2 separate regions of the Mus musculus genome follow, and region 1 is linked to region 2. A link is a loop called in an ENCODE intact Hi-C map of the cell type or tissue named here. Cell type or tissue: left cerebral cortex. All regions are shown on one strand. Each heading gives the region's core, and the rest is flanking DNA. Links, peaks and the distances in the headings are about the cores only.

Region 1 (9,170 bases), core at 1,171-9,170, 210 kb before region 2:
ATCCGATGCCCTCTTCTGGTGTGTCTGAAGACAGCTACAGTGCACTCATATACATAAAAGAAATAAAATCTTAAAAAAAAAAAAAAGAGGTGAAAATGGATGGAACTGATGAGCTCAGGGCATACGGCTGGCACAGTGGCAAAGACAGCCTGTACCAGGCTGACCCCACACCACAGGAGGGAAGGAGTCAGCGTGCAGTTCCATGCGCTGCTTGGTGTGAGTTTCCTGCACATACATGAAACCTCCTCAGGTCTTTGCTCGCTGTGCTCCACCAAGCACTCAGCGTCCTCAACAAGCTCAACACCTCAGCGTATGGGCTTGAGGTAGACAAGATGGCCAGGAAACCGTGCAGAGAAATGAAAAGGGCTTAAAACAAGCACTGAGCCACGTGCGCGGGGATACCTTCTGCCTGGGAGGAGAGCAGGCGGCATCAGGAAAAGAAAACATCGCAGCACTCTCAAATGGAGCCGAATCCCACTGGGAAGAGAGGAGGTTTAAGAAAGATAAGAGGGGAGAAGGACATCTGCACGAAAAGAGCAGCGGCAGGGAATGAGGGAGACAGGCTGGGATATCAGCCTGTAGGAGGGATCCGACCTGCCCAGAGCGCACAATGTATGTGTGAGAAAGCCCACCCTCTCTCTGCCTTTGTCTTTGCCTCTCTGTCTCTCCTTCTGTCTCTGTGTCTGTCTCTCTGTCTCTCTGTCTCTCTCTGTCTCTCTGTCTCTCTCTGTCTCTCTCTGTCTCTCTCTGTCTCTCTCTGTCTCTCTCTGTCTCTCTCTGTCTCTCTCTCTCTCTCTCTCTGTGAAATTACAGAAAGGAAGTTTAAGAATAGCGTGGGACTCCTGAAAGCTAAGTAATAAGTGTAAACTTTAGGTACTTGGGAGACTAAATAAATAAATAAATAAATAAATAAAATAGCTCACATTTTTTGATATGAGTGGTTTGTTAGTTTTGATTTTGTTATGCGTGACAACATAAGAGGTAAACTTTAGGAAGATTCTGATATTAGAGAACAGGAAAGGGAACGTGTTGCTATGGACGTGTATTAGGATGGAAATTACAGGATGACATGGGATATGCAGGATGAACGGCAGGGAATCCACAGCTGCCTATGCCCCACCCCCATCCTTACTGAGATTTGAATGACAAACAAAAATGATAGGCATTTAAGGTGTACTATGTGGTGTTTATTATATGTATTGTGAATAATTACCATAATCAAGAAAATTAACATACCTCTCAACCCATACATCTGACCTTTTCCTCTGCCTGATAAGAACACTTACAGACAACTTCCTACCGACATCATCATTCACTCTAGATGCCACCCTGCATGTATGTAATGTCTCTAGAACTGTGGAACACATCATCTGTAAATATAAGTCTGTGTGCTGAACAATCCCCCGCCCCTGTCTGCACCCAGTTACCATCGTACATTCTGGTGCTACTGTGTGATTCTTTTTAGAGTCACACAATAAGTGAGACACTCCCCTTAGCAGGATGATACTGTCCAGATTAGCCATTTGTTATACATGGTGAGATTTCCTTCTTTTTGAAGTCTGAACAATATTCTCTCTTAGCGATTGCAAATAATGCTTCAATGAACAGGGAGAGGGGAGTAAATAGATCTTTTAAATAGTGGCTTTATTTCTGTTTGGTAAAGATCCAGATGTGGGATTATTGGATCACATGGTAGTTCTAATTAGTAATTTTTTGAAGATCTTCGGCATTATTTTCCATAATAGCTATATCAATTTCCCTTCTCACCAATAGAGTACACTCTTCTTTATCCTCCACACCCTTGTTGATGCTTGTAATCTTTTGACTTTCTGATAATCGCCATCCTAACAGGCATGAGCTGGCAGCTCCTTATGGTTCTGATTTGCAGTTACCCTGATGGCCAGTGATGTTGAGTGTCTTCTCACATCCCTTCAGCCACAGTTGAACGTTCAAACCAGCAGTTCAAAGCACGTCCTTCCCTTGTCGACTCATACATTTACCACAACTCCCTAGCCCAATGTGGGATCCAGACAAATAAATAGATAGTAGCAAGCCAGCGTGACAAGGGCCCAGAAATGTGAAGCCATCGAAGAGGGTGGGGTGGTGGAAACACCCAGGATAGTTTTGGGAGATCAGGGTGGGCTTCTTGTAGGAATAGGATTGTGTAAGGGAGGTAGGAATCTTTGAATGAATAAGGTTTTTCCTAAGGTAGGTAGAGATAGACAAATAGCCAAGCAATGATGCTGTTAGACACAGAAATGCAGCAGACACACACATATATTTTGTATCTTTCTTTAGCTGAAAAGAATATTCTCCTGTGCACAAATTTAAGTTTGAGCAGTCTAGAGCATTGTCCACCAGAACCACAGAGTGGCCGGAACACACACACACACACACACACACACACACACACACACACACACACACACCCTGGAACTTAAGGGTAGATTCCTGTCTGCCGAACAAACCTAGAAAGTCCTGGTGACAGGTGGTTTATGGCTAGAGATTCGCTTCCCAGTGGCAATTATCAGTCTCCCCCTCACTACTTTCCTGTTTTATTTCCTTCCATGCTGGAGCAAACCCAGGCTGAGAAGCGGCACCCGCCTGAATTAGTCAGGGTGCCTGAAGAGGGAGGAGAAACGTGCATCTTGTATGGGCTGGTGGGAGGGAAAGAGAAATCTAAAATGCCAAAGCAGAAAGTAACCCTCGGACAAACACTTTATGAACCGCAGAGTGGAACAAATAACGATATAAATGATATTTTTGTCGATAGTTCGAAAGCAGAAACTAGGGAAGCTACAGTTGCAGGATGACTGTTCTTCTCCAGGCTTCCACCTAGGCCGCGGATCCCTCCTAGCTGCAGCCCTGGTCAAGGCCTGGGGGGGCGTGTCTGAGGGGCGGGGCCGCATGGAAGGGAGGAATAAAAAAAAAAAAAAAAAACCTAAGTAATTAGCATCCCCCGATTCCATTGGCTCTTCGACGGCCCTGCTTTGCATGCGCCCGCCCTCTGACTGCTTGGTTTGCTGGGGCTCAGCAGGGTTTTGCAGCCGCCTGGCTACAGCGCTTTAGTGCGGGGCGGGAGCTCAAGAGAACCGCGGCCCGGATCCCGGAGCCGGGGGAGCCCGTAGCCCGCCGAGCTGCGGCGGCCGTATCTGGGGCGATCTAGGTCCTATCGACACTGTGGCCGGCTCTCGGAGGCTTCTGCATCCGTCTGGTCCCAGGGAGGAGAGGACCAGACACTTTTATTTTGGATGAAAGGCGCGGGTCCTGGCGGGAGCTTCCTTCCCGGCCTGGCTCGCGGCTCAGTGCGCCCTCGCTCTGGCCCCGACTCCAGAAGATGACTTCAGGTTCCGCCGTGTATCTTCCCGTGGTGACGGCTCGGGGAGACAGGCGAAAGTAGTGACACTTGCTGGCAACGCCAGGTGGGAAAGTGAGCCTAGGCGACGTGGAGCCCCGCTGTCCCCGAGGACCCCGGTGCCCACAGATCCTTGCCTTTCCTTCCCCTCGGCTCCACGGCGGCTGCAGCATGAAGTGGCGCAGCGATGGCCAGGAGAGGTAAGAAGCCTGTGGTGCGAACGCTGGAAGATCTGACGCTGGACTCGGGTTATGGTGGCGCGGCGGACTCTGTGCGCTCCTCCAACTTGTCTCTGTGCTGTTCTGACTCTCACCCGGCGTCCCCGTATGGCGGGAGCTGCTGGCCGCCTTTAGCTGACTCCATGCACAGCCGGCACAACAGCTTTGACACCGTCAACACTGCCCTGGTGGAAGACTCCGAGGGGCTGGACTGCGCCGGTCAGCACTGCTCGCGGTTGCTGCCGGACCTCGACGAGGTCCCCTGGACCCTCCAGGAACTGGAGTTGCTGCTGCTGCGCTCGCGGGATCCCCGGGCAGGCCCAGCGGTCCCCGGCAGCCTGCCCAAGGACGCGCTGGCCAAGCTCTCGATGCTGGTAAGCCGGGCTCTAGTGCGCATCGCTAAAGAGGCGCAGCGCCTGAGCCTGCGCTTCGCCAAGTGCACCAAGTACGAGATCCAGAGTGCCATGGAGATCGTACTGTCCTGGGGCCTGGCGGCTCACTGCACCGCTGCCGCGCTGGCCGCGCTGTCCCTCTATAACATGAGCAGCGCTGGCGGCGACCGCTTGGGCCGTGGCAAGTCGGCGCGCTGCGGCCTCACCTTCTCCGTGGGCCGCGTGTACCGCTGGATGGTGGACAGCCGCGTGGCGCTGCGCATCCACGAGCATGCCGCCATCTACCTGACCGCCTGTATGGAGAGTCTCTTCCGGGACATCTACTCGCGGGTGTTGGCCTCCGGGCTACCTCGTAGCTGTAGCGGTCCTGGCCCTGGCTCCAGCTCCGGTTCTGGCCCAGGCCCCGGCTCAGGCCCCGGAGCCCCTGCAGCGGATAAGGAGCGCGAGACTCCGGGAGGGGGAGCGGCGAGCGGTGGCCCTTGCAGCGCAGCCAGCAGCGCCAGCGGGGGCAGTAGTTGTTGCGCCCCGCCAGCCACGGCGGCGACCGCAGTCCCGCCAACCACAGCCACCGCCGCCGTCGCCGCCAACCATCATCACCACCACCACACGCTTCACGAAGCGCCCAAATTCACCGTGGAGACCCTGGAGCACACGGTCAACAACGACTCGGAAATCTGGGGGCTCTTGCAGCCCTACCAGCACCTCATCTGTGGGAAGAACGCCAGTGGTAAGTGGCTCTGTCAACTCCGGGTTCAAGTTTGCCTCTCGTCCCCCTCCCGCGTCTCTCTGGCCACTCGCGCTCTCCACGGCCTTAGAGGTAGGGGCCAGAGTGGAGACAGCCAGGAACCCGTAGGTTCACTCCTGAGCTTGGGATCCGCGTGGTTGACACTGGTAGTAATGTTCCCAGAGCACACAGGGTTCCGCCCCCTTTGTGCAGGGCCAGGAGGTTGCTGCCTCCCGCAAGACAGGAGCAAAATCCAACACCCTTTTTATTTTACATTTAATTTAGTATGTTGTTTTACTCGGATCTGGCTTGAGACGTTTGAGTCTCGTGAATAGCTTCTAGAACCCTGTTGTGATCTTTAAGGGGCCACATTCCAGTACCCACGAGTTGGGCTAAGATCTGGAGGAGGCAGGTTCACTTGTCTGCCATGCAGTTCTCTCGCTTGCCCCAGGCCCTTTGGGGTCGCTGTGGATGCGCTAGGAAGGCATGGCTGAGGGCAGCGAAGGTGGAAGGATAGAGCTGGGTGGGCCTAAACGTGTTCATGTAGGTGGTGGTGGTGGTGGTGGAGAGACAACACTGCATTGCTCCAAGTTTTCCTGAACAGTTTCTGAGTACTTGAACCCAGAGCTGGAGATATAGGGGAGTGGGGGTGGGGTGGAGGGTGGCAAGGCCAAGTATTCCAGGCTCTGGCGGGTGATTTACATCTGTCACTTGGTTGAAGGAGAGCCACTAGGGACCCAGGCCAGAGGTAGGGGTTATCAGCTACAGGTACCCTTTTTCTGGAGTTCTAAAATCCCCTCATCGCGCCCCCTGGAAGGTGCCGAGTGGGTTTGAACCTGGGGTCCTGGATGTCCATAGGGTAGTGCTGGGGTGCTTGTTTTCCGGGTGGCGCTAGCGGTCCCCGTCTGCAAAAGCCTGAGCTAGACACTTCAAAGCTTCAATTTTCCACAGGAAATGGTAGAAGAGTAACTGGAGACTCTAAAAGCGAAATAAAACTTTGTTACGTATTCCAAGCGGTTTGGCCCGAGGTTGCGTGGTCGGAGCGAAAAGGCAGCCTTGCTGGGTAGATTTCATTCATGTCACAGCCTGTCTGTTTCCTCCAAGCTAAAGGAGAGATGCGTCTGGCCTGGCTTGGCCTCTGGGGTGCCAAGAGTGTGCATGTGGGTGTGCCCGCGCATGTGTGTGCAAGTGCCTTGTGAATATGCGAAGGAGCAAACCAGCAGGCTTCTGGGGTATAAGGCTCCAGCTTTAACCGTTTATAAATTTACCCTGATGGACTTTCTGACTGAATCTCTTCACCTGGATATGATCATCGTGGGGGAGGGGAAGAAAAGAGCAAAGCTTGTGTGTGTGTGTGTGTGTGTGTGTGTGTGTGTGTGTGTTGGGGGAGGGGCTAGGATCTGCCTGGATTCCAGAGACTCTTCTGCAATCTCTTTGCCAAAGCCCATCCCCCACCCACCCCTCTGTTGCCCTAAGGCATACTCCCCAGAGGATACCAAGGCGTACAGACCTGCGCAGACACAGGCTCATGCTGCAAGTACACAGGGACATCCCACTGAGACTGAAAACATCTGGTGACAGAGCACGAGGCTTCCCGTGTACTTTTTCAGAATGGGGGATTTACCTGCAAAACCCCGAGTTTTGAATTGTTCTTTGTTTGGGAGCGCACCCTCAACCTAAAATCACAGACCAGCTTAATAGTCTCCCTATTGTAGGCTCCCATTGCCCCCCCCCCACACACACACACACACACTGCAGTCAGCCCTTAGCCTGAGTTATCTCAGCACTACAACTCCTCATCTTCCTCTTGGGGTTCTTTTGCTCTCTCATTTTACTTTTACAGGGATTCCCACCCACCCCCTTCCCAACCCCGAGGAAGCTCTAGTCTGCCAACACCAGCATCCTGATGCCTCTTAGTCTGCATTCTCTTGAACTGAGAGATTTGGGGTGACTTTTCTGGGCTTCTGTCCACTTGTCTGCAGAATGTAGGTTTTAACACACAGTATACCCTCAGCTCCTCCCATAGCTATGTTAGTAGCTAATCATTTTCCAAATAGATTTTGCTTTTAGGATCTTTAGCCTCTTGTAAAGACAGCATTTGTGTTTATCCCTTGTGGAGTAAGGCTAATTTAAGGGAAGAGAAAACCACAGAACTGGTTTTGGGCAGGGTGAGTGAGTGGTGGTTGGGCCTTGAAGCCATCACAAACTTCCGCACACCACACAGCTTAACTCCTGGGACGCAGGGCTCTTCCTTCAGCTTTTTCTGGTTCAAGACATGCTGTTATTTCATCCTGATCTCTTCATTACTCTACGGGCTTGTTCAAAATGGCTGGGCATGCATACAGAAGAGCTAAGGAATGAGTGATTAATGTCTCAGGCATCCTAACATACACTGAACACCAAGCCTGTTCCTTTAACTGGTTTGCACAGCAGTCTTTCTGACCTGCAAGCCTTCCTGAGGACCACACACCTTCCATAATGGATTTTCCCCTCTTTTAACTCAGTAACACCATTAATTTCTTCATTTGTGGATTCATCTGTTCTTCAATATCTATTGAACAGTTTTTAAATGCCAGGGACCGAGAAGACACTGATCGCAGCCAACCTGTTCTTAGGATCACTTTATACATGGAAACCCAGTGTGCCTTTTGTCTAGCACAACTGTCAGGCTGGGGAGGTGGCTCAGGTGGTAGAGTGCTTGCTGAGCATGCACAAAGCTCTGGGTTCAATTCCCGGCACTGAATGAACAATCCAGCCATGTAATACTAGCATGCAGAAGTGGAGGGAGAAAAATGAGAAGAAGTTCAAGGCCATCCTTAGCTAGGTAGAAAAGTTTGAGGCCAGTCTGGGTTACATGAGACCTTGTCTCAACAAACAAACAAACAAACAAACAAACAAACAAGCAAATAACAAAACAAACAAAACTCAAAGTACTGCTACCATCTCCTTTATACAGTGGAAGAAACTGAGGCACAAATGGAGCTTTTGGGGGGGGGAGTAGGACGTTTGTTTTTATATTGCTTGTTTGAACACAGATGGTCTACTTCAGTGCCCATACTCCTAGCCACTGTATCTGTAGCTTCAGGTGCCGACCAGTACCCTGCATTCAGGGTATCCTACTTCATTATATACTCAGCTGAGCACTGACCCCATGCAATTTGCTGTACCTTTTTGTTTCTGTTTATCCACCTTTTTATACCTGACGATCTAAACCGGCAGCACTAATTTTGTGTGTGATCATCCTCCAAGCTGAAGGGCGTCCCTAACGCCCAGCTAGAAATGACTTTCTTGGTGCTTGTTGAACTGAGCAAGCTGTTGTACTGTACTGCTCAGTGATGTCCTTAAAGAAGCTAACTGCCTTCTGAGCTTCTTGAATTTCATTTTTAATTATTAAAGTGTGTGTGTGTGTGTGTGTGTATGCGCAGGTGTACGTGCACACATGGGTGCCCATGTGGAGATCAGTGTGAATGAAAAAACTAAGTAAAAAGATCGGACCTGACTGTGCCTACGTACGGTGGAGGGAAAGGTTTATTGTAGACAGGAGGTAGAGCACAGTCAGAGACAGACATCTGGGAGAGCCTAGCATGAACATGACCCTGAGCCAGGCCATGTAAGGAGAGGGGGGAGGGGAGGTCCAGGAGACCAAAAGAGTAAAAGGTAAACCGAAAGAGGAAAAGAGAGATGATAATGTCTTTAGTAGAAGAGAAGCCTAGACAGGTGTAGCAGGCCGGACCCAAGAGATAAGTGCCCACATCCTTCTCGTTTGTGTATTATAAAAGGTACGGAAGTAGGAAGGGCCGAGGTAGGAGTAAGGGTGCCATGCTCTTTAGACTGCTGCTTGCTGCCTGGGGAAAGGGCAGTCCAAACCAGTGCTAAAGTTTAGGGTAGGGGCAGGGTATGCCAGCCATACCCTATAAAGGTAGGGACTGAGGGCTGCTGGGAGAAACTGGCAGCCAGATCCACTTTGATGTGTTAAATAGGCATCTCGGTTGGCCATTTTTCTGGGTTTGAGACCTAACATTCCACCACCCCCCCAATTGATAATAAATGGTAAGGGGCCATGCAATCGTCTCCGTGACTACTTCCTGCTGACATTGGGACGTTGTTGGTGAGGACCCAAGAAAGCTGGAGTGATGGCCAAGGCTGGGAATAGAAAGAGAGAATTGAAGGCGCTTTGCTTGCTCCCTAGGCTCTGTGGACCATCTTGGGCTAGGGAAGTAGAAGCTGCTTTGGGGCTGAAGCAATTTGCAGTCTAACATGGTGGAGGTCAGAAGACACTCATGGGAGTCAGGTCACTCTTCCCACTATATAGTTTCTACGGATCAAGCTCAGGTCGGTAGGTTTGGTGGCAAGTTTGTCTACCTCCTGAGCTATCTTGCCAGTACTTGAATCCTCTTTTGAAAGGTTTTTCTGGCTTTGCCCCACACATATAGCCACTTTTGCAGCTGTTCTCCTTTAGATTTAGATACTAAACTGCCAAG
Region 2 (8,000 bases), core at 1-8,000:
AGATGGCTGACAGCCCACAAATTAAGCTGCCTCATCTGAATCCACCCTAGTTGTTAGCCAGAGCCACACAGACCCAGAACTGGAATTTGATGCTGCAGCATCACCAACCATAGTCCCTTTCATTCCCTGGCCCTCACCTTGTCACCTGTCACCAGATCTCCTCTTGGTTTCAGGGAGGGGCTACAGCTGCTTATGCCCTGTACTGGCTCCTTGGGCCTTCCTGGGCTGACTAGCTGTCTTGATCCTGCAGAAACCCATCTAGGCTTTCTCTTCCCTTCCAGGGGTTCTTGTCCCACCCCATATACTTTGCCTAAAGCTACAGTGAAGGCCACAACACTGCTTGAGTGGAGATCCTACCTCCCCTGTTCACCCAGGATGCTTGGTTCACAAACCCACATGTTCTGGAACTGCCAGGAGGGCTGGCTTAGAATGCAGATGCCCAGAACCCCCTCCAGCCTGTTGGCGCAAAGCTTGGGAGCTGTGGAAGATGTCACTAATTCCTCCATGGGCTCTTCTAGCTTTTAACTGACTGCTTCTGAATAAAGCAAGGAGCCAATGAATCATGGTTCTCTTTAAAAACATGTAAGGAGAGACCTGGACTGATAGCTGGAGTGGAATTTTTGCTTTACAAGTGTGAAAGCCTGAGTTCAATGCCCCAGGATTCATCTTTAAGGAGAGTAAGAAAATCCAGGCATAATGTTGTAAGCCCAGCCTTCCTGGATCAGAGGGTTCCACAGTCCTTTAAGAGAACCTACCTCAAAAAAGCAAAGTGGACATCTCATAGGCAACACCACCAGTTGCTTTCTTTGGTTCCCACATGGACAGACAGACACACAGATGCACGTGGGTGTGCACGTGCACACATACACATACACACACACCACCACCATTCACATACATGTGCAGATGCCATATTGTTCCTGAAAATTCTCTACCCCATTTGTCTCAAGGCCCTAAATTTCTGTCCTATCACTAACTCTTCCAGAGAAAGCATCACAAATAATGTTATTTTGTCCCCTTTGAGCAGACAAGATAAGATTATTTGATGAGTTGCTGGCAAAGAATTCATGAGCTTACAAACTGCCAGCGTCCAGTGATAGACAAGACAGTGGTGTCAAGAGAACAGGAACACAGAAAAATTCCAGAAAAGGAAGAACTTAATGTGGTTTGAGTTTGTTTTTAATTCTGGGGCTGGCCAGCTGTCTTGGTAAAGAAATGACCTAGCAAATGGCAGGGCCTCTCTTTGGTATTCAGCAGGTACACTGGATGGCCCAGTCTCTAGCATGAAAGACAGCTGCACCAGAGACTCAACTCACCAGGGACCAGGCTTGGGGACCACTGATCAAAGGCAGGAGGAGGTTCTCCTCTGAGAAACAACCTTGGGGGAATTCTTCGGGAGCTTGGGATTGGTTTCCAGCAGTGACTGAGACACAGGGACTGAAATAAACCCCACTTCCCCTAGAGACAGTGGAATCCAATTCAATTTCAAGTCGGTGTGTTTATTGAGTGCCTGATTCGGTTTAGGTGATGGAGAGATGGAAAGAATGAGAGAGACAGCCTAAGTAGCAGGCTGATGCAGACAGAAATTCCCCGAGAGTCTGACCTCTAGGTCCCAGGCCCAGAAACTTGATTTTCTTAGGATCAGACAGTAAGAAATTGGTAAGTCTTCGTCTATCTCATGAACAGATATTAACGGCTTCCAACCTGCCAGACACTGCCCTGGGACAGAGATGGAGGGAGTGAACTGGACAGCCTGGTCTCTGCCCAGATCAGTTGATATTCTAATGAAGCATCTGAGTAAAGAAAGTCCTTCAAGGTGGGACCCACATGAGAGTGGCCCAGGTGGCTCAATTATCACAAGTGTTTGGGGACAGTAGAATTTGGCAAAGGTTAAATGGGGTGTGAGCTTCTGAAGAGATGGAGGCCCTACACACAGGAGAGTGAGCTGCAGGGCAGAAAAGGAACATACCACGCCTTCAAAGATCCGAGACCAGGTCCCTCGAGTAACAGGTGCATTGTGGGTAACAGATTGCATGCTGGGAAAGCAGACTGGGAGAAAGGTGAGATTACATGAGATAGCGGCACACGGGCTGTGCAACCAAATAACTTGGGTCTGACTCTTAGTTCTGAAAACCTCATGATTCAAGGCTAGGAAGGTTCCTTACTATCAGTAAACACTGTTTTTCTGATGCTAAAGCAGGCAGACTCCATAGCTAACTGCCAGTTCGCCCTAAATATTTAGATGATCTCATGGACAAGGTTAACTGAGATGAGTGTCAAGGACAGAGTTGTTGCATGTTTTAACATCAGAGAAGTAGCCTGACTCTAGGAAAACTGGAGCCTGGCACCAACACCTTGTGGGAAACTCGTGACATCTGTATTTTGAGAGGGAGCAGATGCCTCGTAATCACCTTTTACGCTTCATGGCTGTAGGATTCTGCTTCCGTAAATCTTGACGCCCAGGTACCCTTGCCTCAGTGACATCCAGGCCCTGACAAATGGTAGGAAATCTTACAGGTCCACACAGCACCATTGTCAAAGCATGCTCCACGTAAATTAGAAGTATAGGAAGTGCTTATTCAATTATGCCCATTTAGATTTTTAATTGTGGTTTGTTTGTTTATTGATTGATTGATTGATTGATTGATCATTGATTGGTGGGGCACAATGCCCTCGTGTGCATCACGTAGAAGCTAGAGAACAATTTTCAGGAGTCAGTCCTCTCCTTCTGCCATGTGGGTTCTCAGGACAGGACCTCAGGCATCAGTCTTGCCAGCAAGCAACCTTACCTTCTGAGTCACCTCTCCCATCCCTTAGATTGTGTCCTTAAGATCTACGAACATCTCTAGAGACAGCCCAAGGAGTCTGCCTCTTAAACCACGTCCCTCCTCAGGTGAAGCCTGGCTTTGACATCTCTAGAGCAGGTATGAGTAGCAGGGACTGATTTAAAATTTAGTTTTCCAGGTTCCTCTCCTAAGCCAACAAATCAAAACTGCTGCAAGTGGGGCCAGCAATCTGTGTTTCAGCAAACCATTCAGGGAGCTGTGGTGTACATTAAAAACACAAAGGGAAGGATTGGAGAGGTGGCTCAGCGGTTAAGAGCACTGACTGCTCTTCTGGAGTTCCTGAGTTCAATTCCCAGCAACCACATGGTGGCTCACAACCATCTGTAATGAGATCCGATGCCCTCTTCTGGTATATCTGTGTCTGAAGAAAGCAATAGTGTGCTCCCATACATAAAACAAATAAATAAATCTAAACACACATATACAGAAAGAGAGAAAGGGGGAGGGAAGAGGGGGAGGGAAGGAGGGAGAGAGAGAGGAGGGGGGAGGGAGAAGGGAGGGGAGAGAGAGAGAGAGAGAAAGAGAGAGAGAGAGAGAGAGAGAGAGAGAGAGAGAGAGAGAGAGAGAGACTTTAAAAGTTACCAAAGCCCAGCCTCATACTATACCAATTAAATCCTAGTGTGACTCAAGTATTTTCACACTCTCCAGAATACAAGTATGAGAATAGACTATATATAATGCCCCTAGATATGGATCAGGAAGCGTCACTGCCTCAGCCAATGTGGCAACAAGCTGGTTCCACAGTGCACCCATTGGCTCCCACGGTGGTCTGCGATGTGTTAAATGTCCCCACCCTCAGCTTTGTTGGCTGTTCTGGGCTCCAGCAGTCTTGCGTGTGAAGGTTAATTGCATTTGGCTCCCACCCTGATTTGGCAAGTGCTCTGTGCCTTGTGGTAGCCTGGTGCTTGTGCAGAGTCGAGGCCAGAAGGGTGACACAAGCCTGGCAGGGATGGGAAAGGAAGTAGAGAAAGTCTCTTGGATAGAGCTGGGAATCTGGAGTAATGCCAGGTGTTCATTGGCTTTCTTTGGCTCCGGACCCTGCGCTAGTGCTTGAAGTGACTCATCTCCACATGCACATGATCTCTGAGAGGGACAGCACTCACAGCAGAGTAACATTGCAACCTTTGGTGGCCTCAGTAGCCCCCTTTCACAGATGAGGAAACCGAGGCCAAGAGAGTCTAGAGAGCCTGACCCGGGGTCACCAGTGGGGTCAGGATGTCTCCAAAGGCTCTCGCACTCAGGAGTTTCCAGGCAGGGTCTCCAGGGAAAACGGATGGGTGTGGAGGTGGAAGCAGGGATGGGGTTCAGATAGGGGTCCCCGCGAGAGTCGGGATGGGTCTGAGCAGCCCTAGTTCCGTGGCGGTCCTAATACATCTCCGCCTCTCTCCTCCTGCGCAGGCCCTTCCTCGTGCTGCCCCCTCTCATGGAGTGGATCCGAGTGGCCGTGGCGCATGCCGGCCACCGCCGCAGCTTTTCTATGGATAGCGACGATGTCCGCCAAGCCGCCCGGCTGCTGCTTCCGGGAGTGGACTGCGAGCCGCGCCAGCTCAAGTAGGTGGAGGGGGAAAGGGGATGGGGTGATGGGGGAAGAGCGCGGAGACCCTAGGGGCGGGGGCCGTGAGAATAGGTAGGGGTGGGAGGTCTCAAGCTTTGCTTGTAGGTCGCAGCCACCGGGGTGTACGTGCACTACACTCTTCCCCACCCATTGCTGGCGCCCGAAATCCTTGCTGTAGCTGAGGCTAAGGCTCTGTTGGTTGAAATGGCAGACCGCGTGGAGGGTGGGGGGCTAAACAATAAGCAAATCTTTGGGAGTATGTGTCTCTGTGGATTACAGGATGCGAGGTGTCTTGTTCTTTGTCTTGGCTATTCTCTGTTGGTAACCCTTCGATTTGTGTTCCCACCCTCTGATCTCTCCTTTTACCCCAGTCCTCCTCTCTGAAATATTAGCGTTCTTACTTTTCTGACGAATCTTTGCGGAGTGAAATCTCTGTCTGGGAGAGCGCCCTCTCTGTCTCCCCACCAGCTTGAGGATGCTATGGGCTTCGCAGGATGTTTCCTTTCAGGCTTGTACCCAGGGCTCCCCTCCAGCAAAGTGGGATTTATTTACTCATGGGCTGGCCAGGGCTCTCATGCAGGGGGCTTGGGTTTTGTTTGTTTGTTTGTTTGTTTGTTTAATGTAAAAACAAAACAAACACACCAGCTTATTCAGCTCAGTCTTACCTGGCCCCAAATGCAAATACACAGAACACAAATGATATGTGGACACGCACTTTCCTGACTCCCTTAACTGTTCCCTGGGTGACCATATCATTTCATTCAAATCTCCTCCCACCACCTGATGAGAAGCCATCCTCCCTTGGGAGTACTCAATCCCAGACTTCAGAAATTTCTGCCCTAACAGGTTTTGATGGGACCTGAGGGAGCGTACCCCAAGGATATTAAGGACCTGTCATATACACCTGGGTTCATGAGGACCTAGAACTGGACTCTTAGCCAAAGTGCTGGGGCCTGATTTAAGTGATATAGATGAGTACCTACGAAGTGCTTCCCAAGCCTGTGGAGTGTGTGGCTGCTATACCCACTTCATGGATAAAGAAACTGAGGTTACTGATATATCTGAGGTAGCTGAATGGTAAATCATCAGGATGTGACTCCCAGTAGCTCAGCCCCCGGGCTGAGTTCCAGCCATGGAGTGTTTCTTATAGAACACTCACTATGCGCCAGTTAGAGCCAACAACAAGACACTTGCTTCTGCAACCTGCTTCCCTTAGTCCCTTCAGCAGCTGTGTGAGATTAGCATAATCTCCCACTTCTGTAGACTAGGAAGCCATCATTGCACATATGCAGGAAGAAGTGCCAGGGAAAATGTCTGGTTTCACTGTTGACATAACCCAGCCTTGCCTACTAGACTCTCCTGCCTCCTGTTTCCCAGGGCCCCTGCCCACCATCCTCAGCCTGCATTGCCCTGTGGTCCAGGCTCTCCTTGCTACAGGAGTCTCTGGCCTGCAGGGTGACCAGTAAAGCCACACGCTTCCTTGTTGCTTACTGAAAAGGTGACCTCTGTTTGGCAAGCTCTCAGGAGACCCCATAGCCCAAAGGTTAAAAACTTGGGTCCCAGAGTACCATTGCCTGGGGGGAGGGGGGCAGATGCCTCTACCAGGGTTGGTTAACTGGGGAACACATTGGTTAACCTGTCTGAACTGTCATTTGTCCATGAGTAACATGAGACATTTATGGCAGCCCCCCCTCCCCTGGTTGGTGTAAATAGAGGGCAAGGTCATGTGTGCGAATCGTGCACACAGTATTCACAAAACGACAGTTACTCTAGCCAGTGCCCCAAGTCTTCACTGCTCCATAAACACTAATCCTGGGTGGCCTTTAATATATTCATGTGTCTTTAAAAACAGGAGAAAATCAAGTCCCTGTGAGACTGAGTAATTCCCAGTATCACACAGAAGTTAAGTGAAAAATCAGAGGCTGCCTACCCAACACAGGTATCAAGTGTAGTCAGAACTCTGTCCCAAGAATTCTGAGGCTGAGGATTCAGGTACTCAGAGGGAAAATAATTACACCTGTACTAAACACGAGCCGACATCTTTTGCCTACCCTTATTTCCTGTACAACACAGTAAAAGAAACATCTGTATTGAGTTTGCATTGTATTGGTATTTTAACTCATCTAGAGATGATTTAAAGACTATGTGGGAGTGACCAGGTATGGTGACCCATGCCTTTAATGCTCTTGGGAGACAGGCAGGTGGATCTCTGTGAGTTCAAGGCCAGCTTAGTCTACATTGTAAGACCCTATCATAGAAGACCTTAATTATATTCCCCAAACCCCTCCCAACTGCCCTTGACTCGAGTTCCAGGTGATCTGACACTTTTTTTTCTGGCCTCCAGAGGTACCTGGATTCATTTGCAAGTACACACACACACACACACACACACACACACACACACACACACATACACACACACACACCTCTAAAGAATATGTGAGCATTCGTGAATGTTCTGTGTAAAGACTATGCTGTTCTCTACACAAGACTAGAACATTCAGTGATTTGGGTTTTTGCAAGAGATCCTGGAACACATCATGCATGAATTCAGAGGACCAGCTATGTGCTCAAGCAGCCTGTGAGAGGATTCGATGACCTTTTTCTGGGGTTTGTTACTTCTCAGGACTTCATTGCCTGGATGTGAGCCTCCAGAGAGCCCCTTTTCCCTGCATCCTCCCTATAAGACAAGGTCTAATGACCAAGTGTGTCACCTGATGATCACACCATGAATCCATCTTAGTATCTATTTGTCTTGTGGCCACATTAGAACCCACATCTAGCATGTACAGACACTTCTGTCATTCTTCCCTAGACAATAGAGCATTATCACTATTTATATAGCATCTACATTATATCAGGTATTATAAATAACCCACAAAGAACTTATGTAGATGGTTTACAGAATTTATACTAATATTGCTCTGTGTCGTTGAAGAGATGTCTGTATCTACAGATTTTGCTGTTGATGGGGGATGTTGAAGAAATGTCTGTATCTATGGATTTTGCTGTTGGTGGGGATCCTGGATCTAATCGCCCATGAGTACTGAGGGATGACTGCATAGGAGTCCATTGGCTTACCCAAATAATAAGTGTAAAATGTCCTGAGGATGTGGTTCATCAGTCTAAATAAGCAAGGCCCTGGAGCCCATCTTTAGCACATGCAGATAAACAGACAGGCAGAATGTAAAACATTAAAAAATACTAGAAACTTACAAAAAAGAAAAACTAGAAAAAAAAACAGCATGTGAAAAAGAGTTCCTATTTTTCTTTCTTATCACATCTCATTTTCTCATTTATTATGATGTAAGGCAGGAATTACTAACTCCCTTTTGCAGGTAACAGCATCAGAGAGTCGCTTTTGTGTGTTTGCTTGTTTTTATTATAATATCCAGCAAAGGCACCTGGGGCCTACTCTGCATCTTATGCTAACTGCCCTTGTGGTGTGTATGTAACCATCCCTAGCAACCGTGAAAAGCACATTCATTATCCCGTTTTACAGAAAGGAAGACTGGGGCTCTCAGGACTTCTAGAACACACCTGAAGTCACTCAGCTGCTGTGAATGGGAGGGTTCAAACAATCCATTTATTCTTTCTTA

Evidence for each region. Peaks named below come from ENCODE experiments on the same cell type or tissue, not always from the same donor. Only the 100,000 strongest peaks of a DNase experiment are listed, where the experiment ranks them.
Region 1: a loop joins it to region 2, with 2.3 times the contacts of the local background. A loop is called at or near these places in 2 of 42 quality-filtered maps.

What each region holds. Positions count from the first base shown.
Region 1 is chr10:85,383,787-85,392,956 of GRCm38, forward strand. Btbd11 (BTB (POZ) domain containing 11) reads left to right here and starts at 3,028. Exons shown (of 17, transcript NM_028709.2): 1 at 3,028-4,692. The coding sequence starts at 3,543. In left cerebral cortex, for the core only: CTCF peaks have their summits at 2,878 and 5,123; DNase peaks (open chromatin) are centred at 2,998, 3,639, 4,005, 4,267 and 2 more places; H3K4me3 peaks cover 2,484 bases.
Region 2 is chr10:85,594,481-85,602,480 of GRCm38, forward strand. Btbd11 (BTB (POZ) domain containing 11) reads left to right here. Exons shown (of 17, transcript NM_028709.2): 4 at 4,245-4,397. Among named protein-coding and RNA genes, the nearest start is that of Gm40731, 8.3 kb to the left of the region's middle. In left cerebral cortex, for the core only: CTCF peaks have their summits at 3,754 and 4,833; DNase peaks (open chromatin) are centred at 3,802, 4,307, 4,593 and 4,799; H3K4me3 peaks cover 963 bases.